Linked DNA regions of Homo sapiens: region 2 is linked to region 1. A link is an interaction called in ENCODE POLR2A ChIA-PET data of the cell type or tissue named here. Cell type or tissue: A673. All regions are shown on one strand. Each heading gives the region's core, and the rest is flanking DNA. Links, peaks and the distances in the headings are about the cores only. Region 1 overlaps PHACTR1 (phosphatase and actin regulator 1). Region 2 overlaps PHACTR1 (phosphatase and actin regulator 1).

The links. Peaks named below come from ENCODE experiments on the same cell type or tissue, not always from the same donor. Only the 100,000 strongest peaks of a DNase experiment are listed, where the experiment ranks them.
Region 2: POLR2A ChIA-PET joins it to region 1 with 6 read pairs; 2 of 35 experiments call an interaction of 5 or more read pairs at or near these places.

What each region holds. Positions count from the first base shown.
Region 1 is chr6:13,040,761-13,049,097 of GRCh38, reverse strand. All of the region lies in intron 4 of PHACTR1 (phosphatase and actin regulator 1), which reads right to left. Among named protein-coding and RNA genes, the nearest start is that of TBC1D7, 280 kb to the left of the region's middle. In A673, for the core only: no CTCF peak of the experiment used is centred there; a DNase peak (open chromatin) is centred at 4,517.
Region 2 is chr6:13,159,097-13,167,433 of GRCh38, reverse strand. PHACTR1 (phosphatase and actin regulator 1) reads right to left here. Exons shown (of 15, transcript NM_030948.6): 6 at 7,150-7,230. Among named protein-coding and RNA genes, the nearest start is that of TBC1D7, 170 kb to the left of the region's middle. In A673, for the core only: no CTCF peak of the experiment used is centred there; no DNase peak of the experiment used is centred there.

The DNA of each region.
Region 1 (8,337 bases), core at 270-8,269:
TAATTATAACTCAATAGTTAAATGAATCCTTAATAAGTATTATTATGAAATTCATGATGTTTAGCTCTTAAATTCAGTAGATTATTGAGCAGACTGGATCACATTAGGTTTAGCTGATTTATATTTTAATCACCCCATTACATTTTTCTCCAATTAATTTGATGATGGGGCTAGCTTTGCCATCAGATAATGATATTGGAAGGCTTAAGTGTGAGGATGGCTCAAGAGTGAGCCAACTTATGAACACAGTTTGAAAAGGAAGGGAAGGCTTGGTGCGGTGGCTCACGCCTATAATCCCAGCACTTTGGGAGGCCAAGGCAGGTGGATCACCTGAGGTCAGGAGTTCAAGACCAGCCTGGCCAACATGGTGAAACCCTGTCTCTACTAAAAACAGAAAAATAAGCTGGGTGTGGTGGCATGTGCCTGTAATCCCAGCTACTGAGGCTGAGGCAGGAGAACTGCTTGAACCCAGGAGGCAGAGGTTGCGGTGAGCTAAGATTGCACCATTACACTCCAGCATAGGTGACAAAAGTGAAACTCCATCACACACACACACACACACACACACACACACAAAGAAATGGAAACCAAAAAACAGGTCTCAGGATAAAGTGGTCTCCCATTGCAGGAACCAGAGAAAGAAAGGGATGAAGGCAAGTGGGAGAGCAGGGCGTGGCCTGCCATGTTTTGGAATCACAAACAGCCTTTTTTGGAAATGGAGCATGTAAAGACAGCTTCACTTTGGCCTGCTCAAAGGTGGCTACCTCATGCTGTCTGGAGAAAATGCTGAGCCACACATGAATCAGCTTGAATGTCAACTGCCAGGACTGAGCATGTTGAATCAAAACGTTGGAAGCTGGGCAGCTGAGCTCCTTCAGAAGGCTGAAGTGAGGAGAGAGCCATGGGCAAGCAAACTCCTGGGGTCTTTCCTGCTCTACCATCCAAGAGAACACTCTTTGAAGGACCACACAGTTTGGGCTCCCACTTATGACAAAACTGGGTTTTGTTTTACCCATAGGGTGGAAATGATTGGGAGATGATTTTTCTTTCTCCTTAGACAGGCCAGAAAGAAAATATTTGATGTATGCATGATTTTAATGACAAGAACCAAAGTACCTAGGCCAGATGGTGTTCTGAACCCCAGCCCTGGTGGCAACCTGGGATTACTCTTGGTGGGCTCCTAGGGCATGCAGCGGGAGGAGCTGGGCCGGGGCTCGGGGCGCTCCTCAGGTACACCATATTTCTCATGGTGGTTTGGCTTTCAAAAGGCTTGTGCAAAGATGGCATCACCTTGGCTTTCTGCTGGCCTAGAAAGTGCTCGTCATACAGTATCCCAGGGAGCAGCCTGGAATGAAGGAAGCATGGTGTCTGTGCCATCTGATGTCTAGTCAGAGTCAGCACCAGAGGCAGGAGGGCAGCCCATTTGGGACCCCAGTGGAGATCTCCCCATGTGCTAAATGCTCCTAGGGTTTTTGGAGGACCTAAGATTCTCATAAATTGGATTCTTGTTTCTTAACCCTAAGTGAACTCAATAACAGAACGTTTATGTTGCAGGATCTGATAACCTTCGCTTTTGCTTGTAATTAGAAGGGGTTATATACCTCCCTTATTTCACCACCCTAGGAATGGGAACCAAAGATCAGAGTGGAGGTAAGGTAGGCTGTCAGCTCACTACGCTGAAGCAGCAGCACTGCCTTTTTTTTTTTTTTTTTTTTTTTTTGAGACAGGGTTTTGCTCTGTCACCCAGGCTGGAGTGCAGTGACATGATCTCAGTTCACTGCAACCTCCACCTCCCAGGTTCAAGCCATTCTCATGCCTCAGCCTCCTGAGTAGCTGGGACAACAGGCGTGCACTACCACACTCGGCTAATTTTTGTATTTTTAGCAGAGACAAGGTTTCACCATGTTGTCCAGGCTGGTCTTGAACTCCTGGCCTCATGTGATCCGCCCACCTTGGCCTCCCAAAGTGCTGGGACTACAGGTGTGAGCCTCCACGGCCAGCCTGCGCTGCCTTTTCCTGCCCTGCAAAATGACGCCACACAGGTGCCCAGCCATTCAGAAAGGTCCCTTTTATAAATGTACTGTCACTTTCAGAGCTACCTTATCATAAATAAATGAAGGGTTGATATGAATTATCAGGCATATGAGGACACTATTTTTCCTTTTTCATTCTAGAATAAGTCATGCCATACACTTATAGAGGCTGGATCTCTTGGAAGAGTTTCTGACAACCTAGAATTGATTAACTAGAAGATTTTTTGTTGTTGTTTTTTGATTTTTTTTTTTTTTAAAGAGTAAAACATGTTTATTCTAAAAATCCAGAGTGCCTACCTGGTTTCATTAGGAATGGGATGGGGACGTAAAGTGGGGAGTGGATGGGACAAAGATTGGGCATTAAAGAGGGAAAATGATGGGGACAACAGAGACTCTTTTAGCACAGAGAGGTTGCCTGGTTAAAGGAAAAATATACACCATGAAGGAGCTGGGAGATAAATCAACAAGGCCATGTTGTCCAAGAGCTATTAAACACAGACACGATGCCTGAGAGAGTACTCATGTTAACATCGGTGAGTACGAGGATCACTGACCTTCACTGCCCTCACTTCCTTCTTTCAGGCTCTTCTGCGCCTCTGTGCACCACCCTCCTCCACCCCATCCCTTAGCATCCAGTCAAAGAGGGATCCAATTTATGTATTAGCACCAAGCTGTGGACACTGATACTGGCTGAGCATATGGTAATGAGACAGCAACATTTAACTAAGGCTTTATCTGTCTGAATCCAAAAACTGGATGACTTGAGTAATGCAAGTCCCGGTGGGGATGGGTAGGAGGAGGGAGCTCTGGTGCTCCTCAGCTGCTTGGACACACAGGTGGCTATCTTTCTACCTAGGAACCATCAGAGGAAACGCCACTTACATTCCACACAAAACAACACCCACACCCCAGATGCAACCATTACGCCACATCATGACATCTGGCAGTCTTCCCCACTACATCTCTGGAGGGAGAGGTCAATGTTTACATTGAGAGAGTTGCTTATCAATCTTATTGCTTGCAAGAATGGTAGTCCTCATGGGGGAAGAATCAATAGTGTGTGCATGCCTATATGACAGAGTCCTGTGGTCTGGGAGTGGTGGAGAAAGGAGGGAGGCTCCATATACCTGGACCCAAACTTCTCAGCAGATTTGCTCAGGCTCTTGGCCAACTTCCTCCTTTGTCTCTGGCTTCTACAGAGTTCTGCCTGGTAAAGGCAGCTCTCCCCACTGCCGGAGGCAAGTTCCTAGGGATGCTTTCATCATAGGTGTACTGCTGCCTCCTGCACTGTGGACAGGCAGAGCTGCCCTTTAGTGGCCCCCTGGGAAAACACTGTGCTGACATACAATGCGGGGAGATGGGAAGGAAGGAAAACTCAGGGATCCATAGGTCCAAAGATGGCCCATGTTTCTGTTAATTTGCTCCTGAAGCATGAATTGACAGCCAAGAATACAAGAACATCCATAAATCCTGGTGCCCTAAGATGTACTAATTTTAAAGAAAGCAAGAGGGTGGCTCTACTGGTTTTGGAATCGTAGGCCACTGTATCAGAAAGAGGCCACATGACTAATGCGGTTTATGGGACTCTGCGTTTCCTCCTAAAAGGAGGGGGGATTGTAAACGGTACAGTGTTTCCTTAGGTATCGGTGCTGATGACTATTATGACGGTAAAGATGATCATTGATGATGACGATGATGATGACAGCATCCATAACAGCTAACATTTTTCAGTCACTAAGTCTATTCCAGACACTGATCTAAGCACTTAAAATGTGTTACCTTATATAATCCTCAAATTAAACTTGTGAGCGAGGGCTATATATTATCCCCATTTTAGAGCTGGAGAAATTGAGAAGGGACTAATGAATAGGAAAAAGTGATTCTCGAAAGAAGAGAAACACATGCTTTTAATTAAGACATGCCTATTTGCAAGAATGTCTCCTCAATGTGTGAGAGTCTGGCTTTTTGAATCTTTGTATTACTCACTAAAGTCATAGGAGGGCTTCAGGGATGAGGGAGGAAATGAGCTGCTTTTTTGAAAAGGCTGCAAAACAGATGCCAATTATAAATTGATCCTACTGTAGCAAGGGAAAAGAGGAGCTGTCTTACCATAAAATGTCATATAATATAGATGTACACCTGTCTGTAGGTGCCCTGGCGAATACCCGCCCTAGATCACTAGGACAAGAAGAACCGGTAGGACATTATCTGCTAAGGACCTGTGCTCAAGCTACAATTACGAACTCAGCGGGTGTCAGTCAGGCCTGGAATAGGCTCAGATATGCTTCACTTAGAAAATGCTAACCATCGTGTATAGGGGAAAAATATTACGAAACTAGGAGGATGTGGGTCCAGATCCGGAATCTACCACCTAATAGCTGCTGGTGGAGGTGAGTTCTTTCTGGCCCCCACCAGGTGGCAAGGGCTTCCTCATTCTCCTCTGGAGAGTCACTCCTCCTCTCCTCGCACTCTGGGTGGTTCAGGAAGTTCATCTCCGTCCTGACGCCAGAGGTGGGCATGTGACCCAGTGCTGGCCAATCAGAGCATTGCATCTCCACCCTCCACCCACAGTAATTAATTCAGGGATGAGTCATTGAGCTTGGCCAGGCAATGAGACTCAATGCTGGAATTTGTTGGAACTACTGATAAACATGCTCTTTCAACTGGGATTGCAGATTACATAGGCTCTAAGCCTAATCAAAGTAGGGGTCACAAACTAAAACATCTTCATTTAGCCTTGGTTAATATTAAAAGAATTTCCAGGTCACAATGATGATTCATAAGCGTTGAGAAGAAACGATCCTATTATGTCAAATACTTCATATTTCCTAAGAACTGTGTTAGAAGGATGAAGATACTTCTATTCCATGAACACAGGGCAATGAAGAGAGCACATTGTGAACAGACCAGACAGGTAGGGAGGAAAGTTCCTATTTAAATTTAAAATTATAAAATTTTAAATATTTAAATTTAAAATTATACAGGTTCTATATTGTTAGACTTATTGAGCTAATAGATGTTATTATCAAAATTCTTCCTTAGATATTCAGTACAAAATTCTTGTTTTATCTCCCAGGAATGTATCCTTCAACCACTAACACATATAATGACTACAAAAACTTATAAAACATTCTGTTGTTCATTTAATCTATAGAATACATTTGTGTTGGCAACAGAACTTATTTAAATTGTAAATAAACTCCCAAGTCTTGTGTTAATCCAAAGCAACAATCTTTAAATAACGTAGACCCTTTTTTCATCTTAAATCTTTAGACCCTAGGGTCTGATATTCTTCTTGCAGTTAAATAAATAGTGCCTTTTACAGACTCAAATCCCACCTCAACAAAGCCTGGTTTCCCCTGCAGGGGTAAGCAAACTCTTTCTGTTAAGCCAAATAGTAAGTACTTTAGGCTTTATGGACCATATAGAGTCTGTTGAAGTACTCTACTCTGCTGATGCACTGTAAAAGCAGCAGTAGACTAATATGCCCAAATGGGCATGTCTGTATTCCAATAAAACTTTATTTATAAAAACAAGCATCTGGCCTGCATGGCCATAGCTTGTTAACCCTTGTCCTATAGAGCTGTGGATAATCTTTCAGCCTCCCCAGCGCCACCCCCCACCCGCCTTTTTTTTTTGAGATGTAATCTCACTTTGTCACCCAGGCTGGAGTTCAGTGGCTCTATCTCCGTTCACTGCAACCTCCACCTCCCAGGTTCAAGCGGTTCTTGTGCCTCCACCTCCCAAGTAGCTGGGATTACAGGTGCACACCACCACGCCCAGCTAATTTCTGTATTTTTAGTAGAGACAGGGTTTTGCCATGTTGGCCAGGCTGGTCTCGCACCCCTGACCTCAAGTGATCCACCCACCTCGGCCTCTCAAAGTGCTGGGATTACAGGCGTGAGCCACCATGCCCAGCCCTTTCAGCCACTTTAATGGCAGAGGCTGCCTGAGAATTGAGCCACAACAGAGACAAAGAGAACAGAGATGACTCAATGAAACTGAAACCTCATTACATCACTTGGTCTTCTGGATCCAGCCCTGCCTGAAACCACTATAACCCTGAATATTTTCCTTACACGAAGTAATAAATTCTCTTTTTTACTTACACTAGGTTGAGTGGGGTTCTCTTTTACTTGCAACTAAAAGGGTTCTAACAAATTCACTGTGTGACCTTAGGAAAGTCCCATCGGCTTCCTCTCTGTAAAATGGGGATAATACAGACTTATAAAGATAAATAGGCATATACTAAAAGCATTCTTTTGGGGCACAGAACATGGGCTCAGCTAAAGTTATCTAAAAGTGAAAAGTCTCCTCTGGTATCAGCTTATTACCACCTGGCTAATAAGCGTTCCACTAGGGGTGAAATTCGTTACCATGTCACCACTAGAATATCCCTTAAGGACTTACATGAATTTAAACAGTTTTGGAGGCTCTCAACTGTGCTGTCTCTTCAGACTAGTGGATCTCAAAATTTAGTGCATATAAGAATCAACTGAAGTACCTGTTAAGAATTTTAATCCATCTCAGACCTACTGAACCAGGAATATGAATGCATAAATAAGCAGCCCAGGTAACTTTGACGGCAGTGTTCTGAGAATCACTCTTTTGAGGCCTGCAGTATTCCTAATGAACCCTAGGATCCTACTCCCTTCTTCCCAACTATATCCATTGCCTTCAGGTGGCTGGCTAAGAAGAAAGATCCTTAGTGTAGAAAATTCCATCATACTTCAGTGCTGCCTGCCAGTCCCTAAAACGTGAAATCACTGGGAATAATTTTAAAATGCCTAATGTTCATGTAGTGCTTTATTCTAAGTGCTTTTAGATCTATTATCTCATTAGATCTTCACAACACCCCCATTATGTAGGTGGGGTATAACATTTCATTTGTTTCTCTATATATGACTATGGTACTATTTTCTCAAAGAATCGAATTACAATTTAGCCTTTTAATGGCTCTGAGAAGGTCTACAATAAACCTTTTAAACTCTGTTGAACCCTTTATTTTCCAAACTTAATTTAATCACAAATATGGTTGGATAGTGTTTTTTTGTGGGACACCATTAAGGTCTTATAGACTTGTGTTCCATGAAACACAATTTATCAAATGTTGAGTATCGTTTTGTACCATTCTATAGTTAAAGGAACCGAGACACAGAGGAGTCAAGGGATTTGCCTAGAATGTGGCAACTCACACAAAGTTGCCGTGGTCCAGGACTGAGTCTAGAGACGTATCATCACACATCTTTTCCTGTGGATGGTTTGAGGATGCTCAAGACCAGGCAGTGCAGGCTTTTTGATTCAACCTTTGCAAAATCTTTCCCTCCATTAATACTGTCAAGGTTAATACACTCCTGGACATTTTTTCTCTCTTGAACTCATTCCAAAATCTCATGATAACAGCCACTCTGTTACCTATTAAGTGTAGGATGATAGAGAACCTGATGAAACTTTACATTCCATTTGAGAATCACTTCTTGAGTCTACTTCCTTTTAAGCTCAGATTTCTCATTTTCTCTCTCTGATGACATTACCCTGTTTCCTTATGTAGCTCCCATTACCTCCCAGGTGAGTTTTTCAGTGCCATTTATCATTTGTTTAGTGACGAGGTGAAATCCAAATAGTACTGCTGAAGTGAGTATTTTTGCAAGGGTGTTGATCCTTGCTAAAACATTCTTCTCTTCTGTGTGTGTGTGTGTGTGTGTGTGTGTGTGTGTGTGTGTGTATGTATTTTAATTACCACCAGTGGCTCTAACTTGGACTTGTTTTGATTATTACTCAGAAAGTAAGGAACCCTGCTCATATCTTTGTCAAGACTTTCACAAGGAATTCTTAATTTTCCTTGTCTCAGAACACAGAAATTGACTTCCATTAGTCTTTTTTCAGAGGTAAATGTCGTATTATTTTTGTCCTGTTAATTCCTTTGGGGACTTTTTATTATTCTTCTGCATGAAAGATGTTAAATTTTTAAAGAGGTCTCAACAGAGAAAGTCACCTGTTAATTTTGCCACATAGGAAGCTCTGAATTCACATTTGATTTAGTGTTTATTTTTAAATTATTATTTTCCTTAAGTTCTTTCTTCCAAATGTCTGGATATAATGACCTCAGAGCCTAGAATTGGGACTTTGAACATCAGGTTTAAGTGCATTTAATCATGACTTGCTGTGTAACCACAGGCAAGTTAATCGGCCTCTCAAAACTACATTTCCTTAACTACAAAAAATGGGAATAGCAATATCTAGCTCTCTGATTGCATATACAACCATTATATTAATACATGGAAACTCTAGTATAATAAGTGGC
Region 2 (8,337 bases), core at 189-8,188, 120 kb before region 1:
TGGTCTTCTTTTCCCTCCCCATCCTCCCAATAAAAGATACATCCACGTGAATTACACATACCCATACCATACAAAGTGAGTGACACTGTGGTAGAATTGAGGCTTCATAGAGAAATTCAGTGATGGAAATAGCACAATCACCACTGTTATCCCTAACATTCTACAAATACAGCATCATGTTTATTTGTAGAGATTACTTGCAACAGCCAGTAATAGCAATATTTATTAAGATTCTCAGATAACCAATGTGCATAGCCTTCCTGTGTCCCTATAAATCCCACATGAAGAACATATGATCTCAGCAGGGGTTTTAAGAGTTCACACTCACCGGCTGTGACTTAGGTTACATCAATAACCTTTCTGGGCTTCAGCTGCTTCCTGCCTACATTGGAATAATCAGTAGCTAGCCAGGTGACTTCGTGAGATCCTCGCCAAGTGTGAGAAATATTATCACTATTTTATTAATGACCAAACAATATACAGTTGCTCCTTGAATGACACAGGTTTGAGCTGCATAGGTCCATTCATATGTGAATTATTTTCAACCCAACACAGATTGAAAAACCTGTGTTTGGAGGGCTGATGTTCTGTATACATGGGTTTCACAGGGCTGACTATGGGACTGGAGGATGTGCGAAATTTGGTATGGGAGGTGGTTCTGGAACCAATCCCTTGCGTATACCTCGGGATGACTATACTATTGACTGACATTGCTATATTTTTCCCATACCACTTAAAGACACTATCTGAAAGTAGGGCATTTGGCATCCATGTATACAAATATATACATAATATAATATTACCTATTTAAATAACTGGCAATAAAGTTTTATGGACCATAAAACTGAATAAATAAGGGGGATCAGTGTTCTTAGTATTCTGGATTTCGCCGGTGCAGTGAATAAACCAAGTCATGTGAACATGCAGAAATTACCTCATGCCTGCATTCATTGCTTTCTATTCGCATTTGCTGAACATCAATTTTGTCCCAGGCACTGCTATAGACACTTGGGCTACAACAGGGAACAAATCAGACGAAGACCCCTGCCCTGCTTGGTGGAGCTTATGAAGTGAGGAGAGATAGGCAAGAAAAAATTAACATGATAAATACATAATTTACAGGCGTCTGAAGGTGGAAGGTGATAAGAGATAGAAGAAAAAAGGAAGAAGGAGGGTAAGGGGTCTAAGAACTTAGAGAAGGCGGCAGCAATTTTAAACTTGGTGGTCGCAGAGTAAGCTTCACTGGGAAGGTGACACCTCAGCCAAGGCTGGAAAGAGGAGCCAGCCATCTGGATATCTGGGGGAAGAGGCTTCTGGAAGAAGGCGCAGCCAACGCAAACCTCGAGGGCCAGGAAGCAGGGCTGAAGTGGCACCAGGGAAAGGGAGTTTGTAGGAGGGATGAAGAGAGTGAAAACGAAAGTTAGGGGTTGGAGGGCAGACCATGCAGGGCTTTACGCTGTTGTAGAAACCTGGAATTTCTGAGTGAAATGTGGAGCCACTGCAGGCTTTGAGCAGGCAGTGACAGGCTCTGATTTACAGGGTAATGAGAGAGAAGCAAATGCCACAGAGAGGCCTTTATTGAAAAGAAACATCCCGGGGCAATCTGAAGAACTTAAGGGCTCATGAATGAAGTTACAAGTTGCCTTAAAGTTGTAGTAGGACCAGGTTTCAGAATCTGGGTGCCCATGCCCCTGTTTGAGCCACTCGGTCACTTCGTTTAGGTCTCTGTGAAAATATCACCTCCCACAAGAGGTCCTCCATGATTGCATTGACCTAAAATCACAACCCCCTCCCCCTTCGCTTGACTTTATTTCCTTATCCTGCTGCTTCATTTTTCTTCAGAGCGCTCATCACTCCTTGGCAACAAATACTATATGTATTATTTCCTATTTCTGAGTAGAAGGTAAACTCTGAAATGGTAAGATTTTGCAATTGTGGTTATCACTGTAGCTCCATACCGAGGCAACTCCTTGGCACGGAGGGAGCACCTGGTGCCAATTTGTTGAATGAATAAATACATACATAGCCCGGGAGCCAAGGAGAACTTTGTTTAATTAAACTTTGTTTAGTTTGTTTAAATTAAGTTCAAATTTAAGCAAATAGGTCATAAGATTGAGGAATAAATAAAAATAAACTGTCGAACTATAGATTATTTTACACCATTAATTGGTTTAACATTTTTACTATTTATAGTGTTGGCAGTTCACCTTAACATTTAAGTTGTGTTCTTTATAAAACAATCATATTGTAGAAAATCAGGAAAATGAGAAAAAAAGAACCTATAATTTTCTGTCCATGCTACCATCACAACTAACATAATTTAAAATTTCCTTTTATGTGGTTTTCAAAGTGTGCTGCATTCTTACCTGGCCTCAATATATCTAGAGATCAAACTATTTCCTCTGATTTTAAAACTTTTATCTAAATCTCTGGATTGTAAAATTATGTGATTCAATATGGAAGCCAATAATAAAAAAAAAAGCTGTTGAATAACTATGCTCTTCTTGTCTAACACACTCTGTTAAATGAGGAATCTCTGTGCCGGTTCAGTCGACATTTGAGATTACTTTTCTTAGACCCAAGCTCTCATTTTGCCTGAATTAAATTCATTGACCAGTTTGGGATTTTAACCCATGAAGGAAAATGGAAAGAATTTTGAGAACTGTCAGAGTAATAAAACCTCATTAATTTTGTGTGTACTCTGCCCAAATAATTACGACTCTCAAATCACTAGTTTATTTTCATGGTTTCTATGAACAAGTGGGGCATTATCAGGCAAAATCAATAATGTAAAAAGCACTGGAAGGGAAAATCCTACCTACTAAAGACAAATTATCTTCCACCACATTAGTAGTATCGTGCACACAAACAGCATAACTGCGGCACAAACAGAGGTGGGGCCTGGAGGCTGCATGCAGGTGGACAGGCTGACACAGTCATTACAAATCAATGCGGCAGCTGTCAGGGTCCATGCATCGCTGGTGGAAACGATTTTGCTGCCGGTAACTAGCTAGAGTCATGTGCGCTAACACAAGGAGATGGTGCAAAATGAGGAATGACCAGCCAGGCAATATGGAATGATTGCTCCGAATCTATGAGATTTATCCTTGAAATGAACAACTTAAAAAAAGAAAGTCTCTTTGCCATTTGCCGTTCATCAGGTTGCGGCAATAAAATTCTATTTGCTTTACCCCCCGAATCTCAGATACAGGAAAAAGAATGATATTATAGAAAGGGAAGAACAAATGACAGGAAAATGACTTGCTTAGAGGCTAAGAGGAAAGCCAGGTGGAACCGAATTCGGATACAGAAGACCGGGTTCTCGGTGGACACTGACACGAAGGCCATTCTGAGGAGGTCACAGATCTTTGTACTTTTTAAATCCTCAGACAAAAGGGGACAGTGATGTCCACTCTTCTGAATTCTTGGGCCTGTTGATAGGGTCACCTAGGGTGAGGCACATAAAAGGTTTGAAGAAAATATAAAGGACAATGATGATGATGATGAGACTACCAACAATCACAGCATGTTAACCCTTATTGAGAATTTATAGATTGCTATAAAGTCACTGTTATAAAAAAGTCACTGTTCTATTTCATATGTGCTATCTCCTGTAATCCTCATCACAACATCACCCATACTTTCAGATAAAGCAAGAGAAGCACAGAGAAGTCAAGCAACTTGACTAAAGTTGCACAGCTAGTCAACAGTGGAACTAGAATTGAAACTGATTCCAGGGCTCATGCTCCTAACTGTAGATATACTATAATATGAGGCAATGAGATTAATATCCACAGAGATACAAAATGAGTGCTTTTATCAGAAAATCCCATAGAAAACACAAACCTATACACTACTATGTGCAACGAAGTTTTCATTTTAGCCTGTCTCTTCTTCTCCTCTTCCCAACATCCAAACAGTAAACATTTTTGAGCATCTAAACTATATCAGACATGATTTGGGGCTTGGGGAATCGCAGCCTCTGAGGCCCCTGCTCTCCTACAGTTTATGTGCTAGTGAGCAAAGTCAGTCAACAAACAACAGAAAGAACAGACAGTGATAAGTGCAAGGATCAAAGTAAAACAGGAAGTTGTGGTGACAAGTGACATGTGGGGACTAGACTGGTCCTTCCCTCTGCAATCACTTATTTATGTATGTATGTACAGATTTACTTATTTATTTCCTTTTTTGAGACAGAATCTTGCTCTGTTGCCCAGGCCAGAGTACAGTGTGCAATCTTGGCTCACTGCAACCTCCACCTCCTGGGTTCAAGTGATTCTCCTGCCTCAGCCTCCCAAGTAGCTGGGGCTACAGGCGCATGCCACCACACCCGACAAATTTTTGTACTTTTAGTAGAGACAGGGTTTCACCATGTTGGCCAGGCTGGTCTCGAACTCCTGACCTCAAGCGATCCACCGCCTTGGCCTCCCAAAGTGCTGGGATTACAGGCGTGAGACACCGAGCCCGGCCCGCAGCCACTTACTGAGTGCAGGTCCTGTGTCAGCTCCATGTGTGCTGATGGAGAAAGAAGCAAGTGTGACAGAGGCACAGCGCCTGCTCTCAGGGAACTCCTAACTGTTGGTGAGGACTTGGGGCACCAACAGTCTGGAGTTCCTTGAGAGCAGCCTAAGGGACCCTCCAGTCTCAGGGATCCTGTTTCTTTCCCTATCAAATGAGGCTTTTGCTCCAACAGTTTGTGACTTCTTTTTATAAGTCAGGAAGCCACTTAGGCAATTCTTATCTTAACCCAGTTATTAGATGTAACGGAAATAATAAATGCTACTGTACATGTATTCTCTACTTCAGAATATTCCTGAGGGAGAAGAGGGATTGTTTAAGTGGATCTGAACAAGTTTTGGCTGTAACAATAATATTTATTTAAGCACTCGGGTGCTTATTATATAATATTATACCTTTAGTTAAACATTTTCCATCTCTCCTGGGGGGTGAATATGGGGAAAGGAGCTTATGATGAAGCATGGAGATTTAAAGTTAGAACAAGGGAGGGGCCGGGCGCGGTGGCTCACACCTGTAATCCCAGCACTTTGGGAGGCGGAGACGGGTGGATCACCTGAGGTCAGGAGTTTGAGACCAGCCTGGCCAATGTGGTGAAACCCCATCTCTACTTAAAAAACAAACAAACAAACAAACAAACAAAAAAACAAAAGTAGCCGTGCATGGTGGTGCGCACCTGTGGTCCCAGCTACTCAAGAGGCTGAGGCAGGAGATCCACTGGAACCCAGGAGGCGGAGGTTGCAGTGAGCTAAGATCCTGCCATTGCACTCCAGCCTGGGCGACAGAGGGAGGCTCTGTCTCAAAACAACAACAACAACAACAACAAAACAAGGGAGGGTTGGGGGATCATACAGGCAGCAAGACATTGAAGAAATGCAAGAAAAGTATGGATTCTTTTCCTGGAGAGCTTAATCCATCAAAAAAGTGGTATGCTGGTATGGTCATACACAGAAATCGATGGATAAAGCTGGCTTACCATAGGGCTTGCTTGACCCCAGGAGGTTCTGATAATGACAGAACGTAGTTTGGAATCATGCACCTTCACATTCTGCCTCCATTATGCCTTGCCACCAGGGCAGGGCAAGAGCTAGGCCACTTTTCTCTTGCATTTCAGGCTAGTAATTTGTGCTAAGAGAAAATACTTCAAAAGTACCACGGGGAAGGCCCATGACAAGAATGAAGGAGGTCAGATTCACCAGAGGAATAAGAACCAACCCACAAAACAGTGGAGTCTGAAAGATGCGCCAGAACCCAGAAGTACCACCTGCCTCGTTGTAGTAGAACACACGAGGCATGTAGAAGACCTACAAAAACACAGCAAATGGACTGCGTCGGCAGATTACAGGACCACTTTGACTATCAGGACAGATTGTTAAAGTAGAATATTATGTGATTTAATAATCTGGCCCACCAGATAACACCTGCATGAAACAATCAGAAGACCTGACATAGAAAATCACTGTTGATGATTTTAACAAGATTGGAAGTGACAGTCTGTTATTTCACTTAAAGCGCTAACAGAGGGAGTGTGGTCCTCAGAGTGAGAGAAAGAGATAAGAGGGAGAGGAGGGAGGAGGAAGAAGAGGAAGGAGGAGCAAGAAGAGAAGGTGCACGCATGCAAGTTCAATTGAAAATTGCAAAGGCCGGGCGCGGTGGCTCACGCCTGTAATCCCAGCACTTTGGGAGGCTGAGGTGGGAAGATTGTTGAGCCCAGGAGTTTGAGACCAGCCTGGGCAACATAGTGGGACCCTGTCTGCACAAAAATACAAAAATTGGCCAGGTGTGGTGATACACACCTGTGGTCTCAGCTACTCAGGAGGCTGAGGCGAGAGGATCCCTTGAGGCTGGGAGGTCAAGGCTGCAGTGAGCCGTGATTGCATCACTGCACTCCAGCCTGGGCAACAGAGCAAGAACCTGTCTCCAAAATATATACATAATAAACTAAAATACCATAAAGCTCTTAGAAAAGAGGAGTGAAGGATACTTCATATGCCATGTAGTTCACTGCATACGTTCATATTCAAAGGCAATAATTCAATAAGCAAAGGACACGTGGTATTCACCAGCAAATATCTGTGGACACATTCACAGAGCATTTGAAGCACCATAATATTATCATTTCCAATATCTTAAATGTACAGTCATATATCACAAATTTATCTCCTTCAATTTATTCTATTGTGGCAAGATGGACCACCAAAAGCAAACAAACAAACAAACAAAAACAAGTTAAGGAAATCCTAGATGAGTATGGATTTCTCACACTTGTCTTGGGAATACTTAGTTGCTGAAAGGGCCTAAACAGGTGACTGCACCCTGGTCGTGTGTATTTGCATGCCAACAGACTCACAACCAGTGCCTGCATCATTCCCGGGGCCACATCATTTTGCTTAGCCTCCTGTGGTTTGATTCCAATGCTCAGAAAAGGGAGTTTTATTTCCTTCGTCTCATATGATGCTGACAGCTTCAGCACTGTCTGCTATGTTCTCTTTTCTCTCTAGAACTGTCTGGAGTTTTAATGGTTCAAATCCTGATATCTGGTGATGCAGAAAATGAAATGGAACTCCAAGCAATATGCATGCAGATTCCACGCATGACTCTTTGACCCGGGGATGACAGACCAATCCTCCTTACCTTTATCATAGATTTCCTTCAGGACTCCTCGCTTTATCAGCTCTTCTCTGCTTTGCCTCATAGATATTTTCCTTTCCAGGGCTACAAACAAAAGACAAACAGGGAGGCAGATGTGAGTAGGTAACAAAGTTGTCTTCTAAAGGATCCTATGTTAACACATATGGCAATGTAACATACGAGAAAGCTTCTGTAAATCGTGCTTTGCTAATGTGAGCTAATGAGACATACCAGTTAATATGTTTTGATACTATCATAATAAACCTTTTAATCAGATGATGTCATTTAAGCTTCCAAATAATCTTCAAATTACCACCTATGACAGGGTAGGCATTCTTTTTTTTTTCTGAGACAGAGTCTCACTCTGTTGCCCAGGCTGGAGTACAGTGGCGCGATCTCAGCTCACTGCAACCCCTGCCTCCCAGGTTCAAGCGATTCTCCTGCCTTAGCCTCTTGAGTAGCTGGGACTACAGGCACATGCCACCACACACAGCTAATTTTTGTATTTTTAGTAGAGACGGGGTTTCATGGTTTGAGCCAGGATGGTCTTGATCTCCTGACCTCGTGATCCACTTGCCTTGGCCTCCCAAAGGGCTGGGATTACAGGGGTAAGCCACTGTGCCCAGCCAAGGTAGGCGTTCTTATTTAATTGAACCCCAATTTATGGTTGAACCTGTAGCACAGAAAAGCTCAACAACTTGTCAGAGTCACATCGCTATTGAGTAAAGGAACTGGGATTCAATGCTAGAAATGCCACCTTGGATGTCAGCCAAACCTCATGTCTTACTGAACTTTCCTGAACATGGTACTTCCTCCCAGGAGGGACTGCTGTTTCAATGATCTAGTTCATAGAGATCATGCCTCACTGAGGATTCTGTTGCTTTCCAACTATTTTAAAAAATGGTGTGAAAATATCTTCTGAGAAGTTCTCTGGTGTGGCCTCCCAAGGTCCGGAGGTGATACTGTCTAAAGGTAGGGGTGGCTTCCATGGCACGGCCCCTCCACTGCCTTCTTCTCTTAGGCTCCAAGCTGGAACAGCCAAATGGAGAAGGAACCATTCAGTTACCCAGTGCACCTCCACCATGGCCCCACCATGCACCTAGGTCAAGTGCTTGGGAAGGTGGCAGCGGGGCTGGAGGAAGGAAGAGGTAACAGTGGGTGTGCTGGGGGGCAAATCAAGTAGAAACAACC